Linked DNA regions of Homo sapiens: region 1 is linked to region 2. Evidence: chromatin loops called from intact Hi-C (ENCODE). Cell type or tissue: psoas muscle. All regions are shown on one strand.

The links. A loop is a pair of places that touch in the nucleus more often than their neighbours do. Peaks named below come from ENCODE experiments on the same cell type or tissue, not always from the same donor. Only the 100,000 strongest peaks of a DNase experiment are listed, where the experiment ranks them.
Region 1: a loop joins it to region 2, with 6 times the contacts of the local background. A loop is called at or near these places in 9 of 110 quality-filtered maps.

Annotation. Positions count from the first base shown.
Region 1 is chr9:4,802,848-4,807,847 of GRCh38, forward strand. All of the region lies in intron 1 of RCL1 (RNA terminal phosphate cyclase like 1), which reads left to right. It also overlaps the pseudogene KLF4P1. Among named protein-coding and RNA genes, the nearest start is that of RCL1, 12 kb to the left of the region's middle. RefSeq lists enhancers at 1,210-1,711, 1,712-2,211. In psoas muscle, no CTCF peak of the experiment used is centred here; DNase peaks (open chromatin) are centred at 1,054, 1,594, 1,984 and 2,844; H3K4me3 peaks cover 2,325 bases; H3K27ac peaks cover 3,561 bases.
Region 2 is chr9:3,513,785-3,518,784 of GRCh38, forward strand. The region is part of intron 1 of RFX3 (regulatory factor X3); the gene reads right to left. Among named protein-coding and RNA genes, the nearest start is that of RFX3, 9.7 kb to the right of the region's middle. In psoas muscle, no CTCF peak of the experiment used is centred here; a DNase peak (open chromatin) is centred at 3,077; H3K4me3 peaks cover 2,376 bases; H3K27ac peaks cover 5,000 bases.

The sequences.
Region 1 (5,000 bases), 1.3 Mb after region 2:
TCTTGCTCTGTCGCACAGGCTGGGGTGCAGAGGTGCGACCTTAGCCTACTGCAACCTTGAATTCCTGGGCTCAAGCAATCCTCTTGCCTCAGCCTCCTGAGTAGTTAGGACTACAGGTGTGTACCACCACACTTGGGTAATTTTTTTCTTTTTCTTTTTCCTTTTTCCTTTTTTTTTTTTTAAGAGTTAGGGTTCACTGTTTTGTCCAGGCTGGTCTAGGAACTCCTGGGCTCAAGCAGTCCTCCTGTCTTGGCCTCCCAAAGCGTCAGAATTACAGGTGTTGAGCCACTGCATCTGACCAAAATGTTAAAGACATAAACAAGGCTTATTTATCTTACTTAGGTCATAAATGTAGATCAGAAGACAAAAGTAGATTTTCCTTGTCAAAGTATGCAGCAGTTTCAGAACTTTGGCTTCCTTGTTTAGTGCTTTTAGAACCAAGACTAACCAAGCACCATTATTTAGGATATTAACACACATTTTCTGTATCTGAATTTCTTCTTCTAACATCATAATAATGATTTTTAGAAGGCAAAGAGAATACAAGGTGATCTTCATGCTTATATCGTATTAAAACACAATTCAAGGGAATTCTAGTTTTCCCTCCCCTCAACTTAGGGATTTCATGTATACCCTTATATCCACAACTTCCAGTCACCTGCTTGGTGTTTTCTAAGTCCAGGAATATTCAAGTTGGATTTAGAATTGGAGTGATAGTAGATCCAATCACAGATCCCAACTGTTCTTTGATTTTTATCTTTTGGATTCCTAATTTTTCTTGATTATTCACTCACAAGTTGACTGAGTTCAGCACTTGACCATGATTGTAGTGCTTCCCAGGTGGCCTCCTCTTCTCACTGGGGAGGCAGTGTGAAAGGTAAAAAAAAAAAAGCTACTGAATTCTCTTCTGGCGGCGTGGGTCATATCCACTGTTTGTGATTTAAAAGTGCTTCATGTGGAAGGCAAGGCAGTCTGACCTGGAAAATGCAGGGTTGTACTTCTGGCATTGGAACGGGCTGTTCCCTGTGTGTTGGCAATAGTGCCTGGTCAGTTCATCTGAGAGGACAGATTTCCACTCACGGCCATCTCAGGCCCAGTGGTAAGGTTTCTCATCTGTGTAGGTTTGCGGTGTTTCTTGAGGCGAGAGCTGTCTGTGTAGGTTTTGCCGCTGCCTATGTAATCCCAAGTGTGGGTAGTGATCTTTTTTGGCTTGTGCTCCTCCAAGATGCAGGAACAGGGTGCCACGAGCTCTTGGTAACGGAGCAGCGAGACCTGCAGCTACATCTGGTCGGGCAGGAAGAGTGGGAAGTTGGGCTGGGTGGCACAGAAGCCCAGGGGAGCAGCAGCACAGGGTGACAGTCCCTGCTGCTCAGCAGTTCCTTGGGACCCAGGGTCGGAATAGTCTTGGTAAAGGAGCTGCTATCCGGGGGGAAGTCGCCTTTGGGCATTGCTGAAAGCGGGGCCTGTGCCCAGGTGGGCCTCTATGGGCCAGACGTTGGAGGCCTGCGGCTGTAGGGTGCCCCCACTGCTGAGTGGGTGCCGGCACGGCTGCCTTTGCTCACACTGAAGACCAAAGAGCTGCCGAACTCGTTCCCAGGGGCACTCCTTGACGCTGTCCACATGGAACTTGCCTGCCAGCCTGCCGGCTGCGGTGGAACTTACACGGGTTAAGTTCTGGGCGCGGGAGCCCTGCCGTCCAGTCGCCCAGGGGTCTCACGCTGTTGAAGTCCTCCAGGTTGAAGGGAGCTGTGGGCGGGGCCCACACTCCCGGCTGTAGAGGAGGCCTCCGCCGGTGTTGCCCGGTCCAACGCCCCGATGCCCCTGGCCTGCATGGCTAGTCAAAGCGGCCGGTGGCCGGTGCGCTGGTGGGGAGGACGATCGGCTGACGCCAGCGAGGACACGGTGGCGGCCACTGACTCCTGCCGGAGCAGCGAATTGGAAGGGATGAAGTCCTGGTCCATGAGGTCATGGGACTCCTCCCATGGAATGTGGCATTGCTACCACTGAAAGCTACGCCAACTCAGCCGCTCTCCCAAGTCTGTCACCAGGTCATAGGGTGGCTGGGAAGCACCAGGGGAAGTCGCTTTATGTGGAGAGCACCTTCAACTGCCGGACGGTGTCTTCTGCTTCCCGTTGGGTGGAATGCAACATGGAGAGAGACTGGAACAGTGGGTCACTGACAGCCATGTCAGACTTGCTAGGTGGCTGCCTCATTAATGTGGGGCCCTGAAGGCCCTCAGGAGCCCGAAGCAGCAGGGGTATCTCAAAGCCAATGAAGAGGGGATAGAAAGATTAGAAATGAAGCCTCCAGCCTGGGCAATGTGGTGAGACCCCATCTCTACAGAAAACAAACAAAACAATAAGCAAAACAAAAAAAACAAACAAAACCAAAAACTTTGGTTGGTGAGGTGGGACCTGTAGTCCCAGCTACTTGAGGAGGCTGAGGCAGGAGGATCACTTGAGCCTAGGAGTTCCAGGTTACAGTGAGCCGTGATCATGCTTCTGCATTCTAGCCTGGGTCTTCCAGCCTGTCTCTAAAAAGAAGAAGAAGGAGAAGGGGAAGGGGAAGGGGAAGGCCAAAACCAAAAAACCCCAAATTTCCAGAGATCCTTCTTTGGATCCTTCTTTGGATCAAATATTAGTTGGAGACAGCTTTAAAAAAAAGTTTTATATACAAAAGTTTTTAGAAAACTAAACTCTTATAGAAATAGACAATCAGCAGGGTAAGTAGGTCAAGTGGCCAGCCTGTACTCTCTTTGACTCATCAGTTCCCTCATGCTATGGGCACAGGGACAGTGGGCAGGTAGCTGGTCAGGTGACTGGCAGTGGTGGGTGTAGCTGAGGGCTTGCGGGTGGTGCAGTGCATGCTGGTGGATGGAGGAGGGGTGAGAAGAGCATTTGACCATTCTTGGTGCTGCGACTGCCTGCCACTACCTATCACTGCCTTTGTTCCCCAGAGGCCAGCAGCTGTGCTTGCCTTGTCAGTCTGGGGAACTCAGAGTCTTTATTTCTTTTGTTGCTGTTATATAGTTTTCAGCATACAAGTACAGTACATGTTTTGTTAGAATTGTTTGTAAATATGTTGTTTTTTTGGAGCAATTGTAAATGGTGTATCATATTTTAAATTTTAGTTTCTGTGTTGATTATTAGTATATAGAAATACCATTGGGGTGTGTGTGTGTGTGTGTGTGTGTGTGTTTGTGTGTGTGTGTGTGTTTGTGTGTGTATGTTTATCTGGTATCTTCCAGCATTGCTGAATTTATTTAGGAGGTTTTTTTTTCCCTTGTCATTTCCTTGGAATTTATTTTCTGTGTAGCTGGTCATGTTGTCTACAAATAGTAACAGTTTGATTTCTTCATTTTTGATATGTACGCCTTTTATTTCCTTCTGCCTTATTGCACTGGCTAGAATTTCTAGCACCATGTTAAGTAAAATGGGTGGGAGGGAACATCCTTGCCTTGTTCCCTATCTTAGGGGGAAAGCATCCCCCTAAGTATGTTAGCTATATGTTTTATGTAGATTTTAAAAAGTCAAGTTGAGAAAGTAATCTTTTATAACAGTTTTTCTAAGTGTCTTTTTAAACAATGAATGAGTGTTGTATTTTGTCCAATGCTTTTTCTGCACCAGTTGATGTGACCATGTGATTTTTCTTCTTCAGCCTATAAATATGGTGTATTGCCTTGATTGATATTTAAATATTGAACCAGCCTTGCATTCCTGGAATAGATTCTACTTGATCTACACACACACACACACACACACACACACACACACACACACACACACATATACTTACATATATATTGCTGAATTTTATTTGCTAATGTTTTGTTAAGGACTTTTGTTTGTATGTTCGTGAGCAATATTGCTCTGTAGTTTTTTTTTTGTGCTGCTTTGGTCTGGTTTTGGTATCAGGGTAGCGCTAGTTTAAATTAAATCAATTGGAAAGTTTCCTGTTTTCTGAAAGAGATTGTGTAGAATTGTTTTTAATTCTTTAAATGTTTGGCAGAATTTCATATGGGCCAAGAGATTTCTTTTTTGGGAGTTTTTAGATTATGCATTTCATTTCCTGAATGTTTATAGGGCTATTCAAGTGATGTATTTTGTATGTGTAAGTTGTGGTAGTTTGTGTTTTTTGAAGAAGTGGTCCGTTTCATCTAACTTGTTGAATTAATATGTGTAGAGTTTACAGTGTTTCCTTATTATCCTTTTGATGTCTGCAGGATCTGTAGTGATATCTCCTGTTTTATTCCCGATGTTGCTAATTGTGTTTGTCTGTGGGGGCGTGGGGGTGTCTTGTCTGTGTCCTCACCTTTTAGTTCAGTCTTGCTGGACGTTGTCAATTTTATTGATCTCTTTAAAGACCCGGTTCTGTGTTTCTCTGATTTTTCTATCTTGCTTTTCAGTTTTCAATTTATTTCTGTTCTTTATTATTTCCTTCCTTCACTTGCTTTGAGTTTATTTTGCTCTTTTTCTAAGTGTTTGAGGTGGAGCATAGATTATTGGGAACTTTTTCTGTTTCCTAGTGTATGTATTTAAAGCAATTACATTTTTGTCTCAACATTGCCTTAGTTGTATCCCATAAATTTTGGTATATTTCATTTTAGTTTTCATTTAGGTCAACGTAATTTTTATTTTCTTTGAAACTCCTATCCTTTGACCTATGGTTATTTTTATTTTTATTTTTTTGAGACAGAGTTTCACTCTTGTTGTCCAGGCTGGAGTGCAATGGCATGATCTCAGCTCACCACAACCTTCGCCTCCCGGGTTCAAGTGATTCTCCTGCCTCAGCCTCCTGAGTAGCTGGGATTACAGGCATGCACAAACACACCTGGCTAATTTTGTATTTTTCGTAGAGACAGGGTTTCTCCGTGTTGGTCAGGTTGGCCTCAAACTCCTGACCTCAGGTGATCCGCCTGCCTGAGCCTCCCAAAATGCTGGGATTACAGGCGTGAGCCCCCGCGCCTGGCAGCTATGGGTCATTTATAAGTCTGTTGTTT
Region 2 (5,000 bases):
AAAATATTAAAATAAATCTCTTTCCAAGTTCCAAGATAAAAGAATCCCACCTTACTTCCAAGACATATGGCACTCAAATCTTTGCTGAAATATAAACCCACAACTACTATACAGCTCTACTCATTCAATATTATTTAAAAGGTTTTACAATTCAAAACTTGGCAGACTTCTAAAAATAAGGAGATCAAATGTTGATCCAACAGCACAATATTTTAACCTCCTATAATTGGAATGAATTACAATTTTTGTCTTTAACTACAATTTAATTCAATTTCAGCATTCATGGCCTTTATTAACTGAAAGTAGCCTCTAAAAATCATCATACAATGTGAGACACTATTAAAAATTGCTCACAAAACTACACGAAGGTCATTCAAAGAACTTCATCAGACAGTTCCCCTAATCTTTCTTTGCCTCAAGAAAATAGCACTAAGGTGGAAATACTAAATGTTCCTAATGATCCTCCAAGAGATGGATAATGCAAAAATCAGTGCACAAAAACAGTATTGATTGTTCTACAACACCAAGCAAAATGTAAATTAAAATGACTTTCTAAATATCTACATACACATACACAAAACACATTAAGTTAAACTCCATTTTTCTTAATATATCTACTACACTCTAATTGAAAAGTAATTTTTTTAACCAAGTTGTGTTTTGTTTTGTTTTGTTTTGTTTTGCTTTGTTTTTTTGAGACAGGGTTTCCCTCTGTTGCCCAGGCTCCGGGTTGTCTACAGCCTCCAGCCTCCACCTCGAGGGCTGAAGCAATACACCCACCTCAGTCCTGAGGGGGTGGTACTACAGGCAGGCACCACTGCACCCGGCTAATTTTTTAATTTTTTGTAGAAACAGGGTCTCACTATGTTGCCCACACTAGTCTTGAACTCCTGGGCTCAAGGGATTCTCCCATCTCAGCCTCCCAATGTGCTGGGATTACAAGTGTGAGCTAAACAAAGTATTTTAAAATGCTCCTAAGACACATGCAATATAATCATTTTATGAAACAAAGAATCTAAATTTATGGGTTTCCGTGTTATGTACTGATTTTTCAAGTTGGGTTTTCACCATGGCACGTAAAATACATATTGTGCTTTTAAAGTTGTAAAGGTGATTTTCAGATTACTCATATAATAGCTTTTCATGTTTTTTATTAATGACCCTTAAACTGACACGTCATCAAAATTCATCTCTGAGACTGTCATTAGATATAATCAGATGCCAATCAGCAAATGCCTGATGTGACAGATTTTACTCTTTGGTTATTTAAAATAGCATAAATAGTATCAGGGGAAAACCTAAATTCTAATGCAAAAACATATATCCACAAAACCATTTATCCAAAGCAAAACATAAAGAGGTAGATTTAAGGCATCACTACTGTTACCTTGCTTATGAACTAGATTTTCTCACCAGTCTTTTTAATTCCTTTCTAAAATTTGTGCATGACTAAATCAAAATTCAGGTTCCTTAAAAAAGAAAGATATTATTTTCCATCTACTAATATACTAATGGATAGATATATACAGATATATTGATTCTTTGGAAAAAAGGAATCACTAACAAAATTAAACAGAATGCCCGTCTTCACAAAAATAGATGTATTCTGCACAATATTACAGTAGGTAAGGAAAGAAATCTGGAAGAAATACTGGATCACCTGAGTCTTCTGTCTCCCACCTCCCTACGCCCCGTAAGTCCCACCTCAAGCCCCCACACCCGCCTAAACTTAATGGTCCAGGAAAATTAACTGGGGAAAATATGTAATGCACTGATGTCTAACAATAGAAACAGGATATGATTCCTAAATGTATCTGCTTTTCCTGCCCTTCTACAGCAACCTCCCCCATTCCTCCACAACTAAAACATGGAGGAAACTTAACTGACAAGCAAAGAATCTCTAAAATGGTTTTGAACATTAAAGTAAACTATGCTGACTGAGACTGAAGGGGATGAGATATATTTTAAAGATGAAAGTTATACTGAAATACACAAATGCTATTAGGCATGCAAATCTGAATGTAGTCCAGAAACTTGAAAATGTCTAAGTTAATCAGTAAAAAACAAAGCATTCAAAAATAAATTTTTTAAATCAATAATTACAATCTAAGCTTTAATATACTCCCCTATTAGGCTGGTAAAAGAGTTGAGTTACAGCAGAATATATGACTTATCCTGAATAAATGCAAAAATGCTTCCTCTTTTAGCCTGCTATGTTCTAAAATCTTGAGAAGTCTACTAACCAAAGTAGTATTAAAGTAAAAAAAAAAATTTTTTTTTTTGAGATGGAGTCTTGCTCTGTTGCCCAGACTGGAGCGCACTGGCGTGATCTCGGCTCACTGCAAGCTCCACCTCCTGTATTCACACCATTCTCTCACCTCAGCCTCCCGAGTAGCTAGGACTACAGGCGCCCGCCACCACGCCCAGCTAATTTTTTGTATTTTTAGTAGAGACGGGGTTTCATCGTGTTAGCCAGGATGGTCTAGATCTCCTGACCTCGTGATCCACCCGCCTCAGCCTCCCAAAGTGCTGGGATTACAGGCATGAGCCACCGCACCCAGCCTAAACTAAAAATTTTTTAAAATTTAAGAAAATGTATACTTCTTAAACAAAAGACTATTTTTCTGCTACCAAAGCTGAATTAAAAGAATGCTTATCCAAGTATAAACAATATTAAGAAAAAGAAAAGCAGTAACTATTACCGATGGAAAAATATGAGACTAGTGTGGAGGATAGCAATGCTTTCCAGACCAGGGACCCCAAAGTAGTCCAAAGGCTCTCGGAGCTTGTCTAGACCTTGACGGGATTTTTAGCTCTTCTTAAAAACCAGTTGAATAGCTTCAATAATTGGGGAAGAAATGTCTTAAAAATGAGATCAACAGAAACCTAAATTAATTTTTATTCTGATCAGAGAGCACACATGCACTAGCTCGCTTTCGCACTCTCTCTCTCTCTCTCTCTCTGTTAAATTGCCTATCCACATACTCGGGAAATTATGTCCTGTTTTAAATATCTCATTGGTGAGCAACAGACAGGAGGAGCCCCAAATGTCAGACACTTGTCTGGCACACACACATAGAGAAGCTGGCTCCGGCAGGAGCTCAAGCTGTGAGACTCAGCTAATTCCTATGTGGGTGAGAAAATGAGGGCACTTGGCCACCACTCTCTACAGAAGCCATTGAAATGGTGGAACCTTCTGAGACTTTGCTATAGGTATGGCCATTATGCTAGCACCAGGCTGTGGGTTTTCTTTCTTTCTTGTTCTTACCAGAAGAAACAATAAGCAAACAACTTGCTAGCCTTTGAGAACATGAGTAAGGGAAATGCCAATTCCTGGCTCCATGTTATTGGCATGTTTCCTTCCCTTTCCCAGTGTCAATCTTGCTACAGAATCATAGATTGGAAAGGGCTTTAGAAATCCCATAGCCCTATTGTTTCATGTTACAGATGGAGAAACTGAGACCTATAGGGTATAAGTGACCAGGCTAAGGTTTTACAGTTAGAAATAGAGTGAGAACCTTTATTTTCTCTTTAACCTCCTTTGGCTAGCATTTTTGAAGTCCTTTATATCTTGGCCTGGTCACTCGCTGTCCTTTCTCCTTTTATCATCTTTCACTGTATCTGTCTCCTCTTACCAACTAACACACTATTATTTTGAGGACAGCTGTCTCACTCTATTAGTTTTCCTAAGCTCAACTCCTATTACCCAATACCTCATTTTTGCCTAAACAGGAATTACCAAGAACCTTCAGAAATCTTGACCAAGCACTCTAAAGCAAAGGCAAGCAGTACTAGCTGGGTATTACTGCTTCTAATAAAAGTGAGAAAGGAGAATCCAGGAATTAAAAGTCAACAACAGCAGGCATCTGTGATTGTGCAAACACAGTGTTTATGGACTACAGATTTAACCCTAAGGTACTTAGCCAGAGGCCAGTACATAGCCAGGACTAAGAAGGGAGCCTTCTGAATCAAAACCACACTCAAATTACATAGTTAGTGGAACAAGGTTATAAATTTGTCCAAGAGGACAGTCAGATGAGTAGAAATTGTAAGATAATAATAGACTATCGGAAATGGTAAGAATAACCATACAGTCACGCACCACATAACATTTCTGTCAACAACAAACCACATCCCATAACAAAATGGAGCTCAAAAATTCCTATAGCCCAGTGACATCATAACCAACTAAACATCTTGACACAATGCATTACCTTTTCTACGTTTAGATATGTTCAGATACACAAATACTTATCTCTGAGTTACAAGTGCCTACAGTATTCAGTCCAATAACATGCTACGCAGGTTTATAGACGAGAACAATATGCTATACTATATAGCATAGGCGTGTAGCAGGCTATACCATCTAGGTGTGTGTTGGGTACACTCTATGATGTTCACACAATGATGAAATCACCTAACTACGTAATTCTCAGAACATATCCATATCATTAAGTAATGTATGACTGCATAACCTGACCATCCAAATCACATTTCCTAAACTTTTCCCAAAAGTTCCTTTTAAATCTGTGTCAAATTCACTGGCGAAAGGAAGCAGAGGAGGTGGCTAAGCTGAGAGTCAGTCTAATTGATATGTTGGGGCTAATTATCTACAAAAATAACGCAAAGGGGGTCATATAACTAAACACTTAACGGGAGTGGGGAGAATGGTGAAATGAGTGACACAGACAAACATCTGTACAATATACAATGCTTTGGCAAAAAAGAAAAGACATATAGTATCAGGTAAATTCTCAACTGAAATATATAAGTCAAATTTCCAGTTTGAGAAAGATTAGGACTGTTTATAGATCACTCTAAAATGAGAAAAGTATTTCATTCTGATGAAAATGTTCAGGAAAAATATAGAAATAAAGGAAATTACTGAATAGCAACTTTAATAATTAAGCAGCCAACTTGAAAATGTTACTTAAACATCTTTAATATCTAATGAAAGGAAGCCACAGGTGATATATTTCCTCTATGATTTCATATTATAT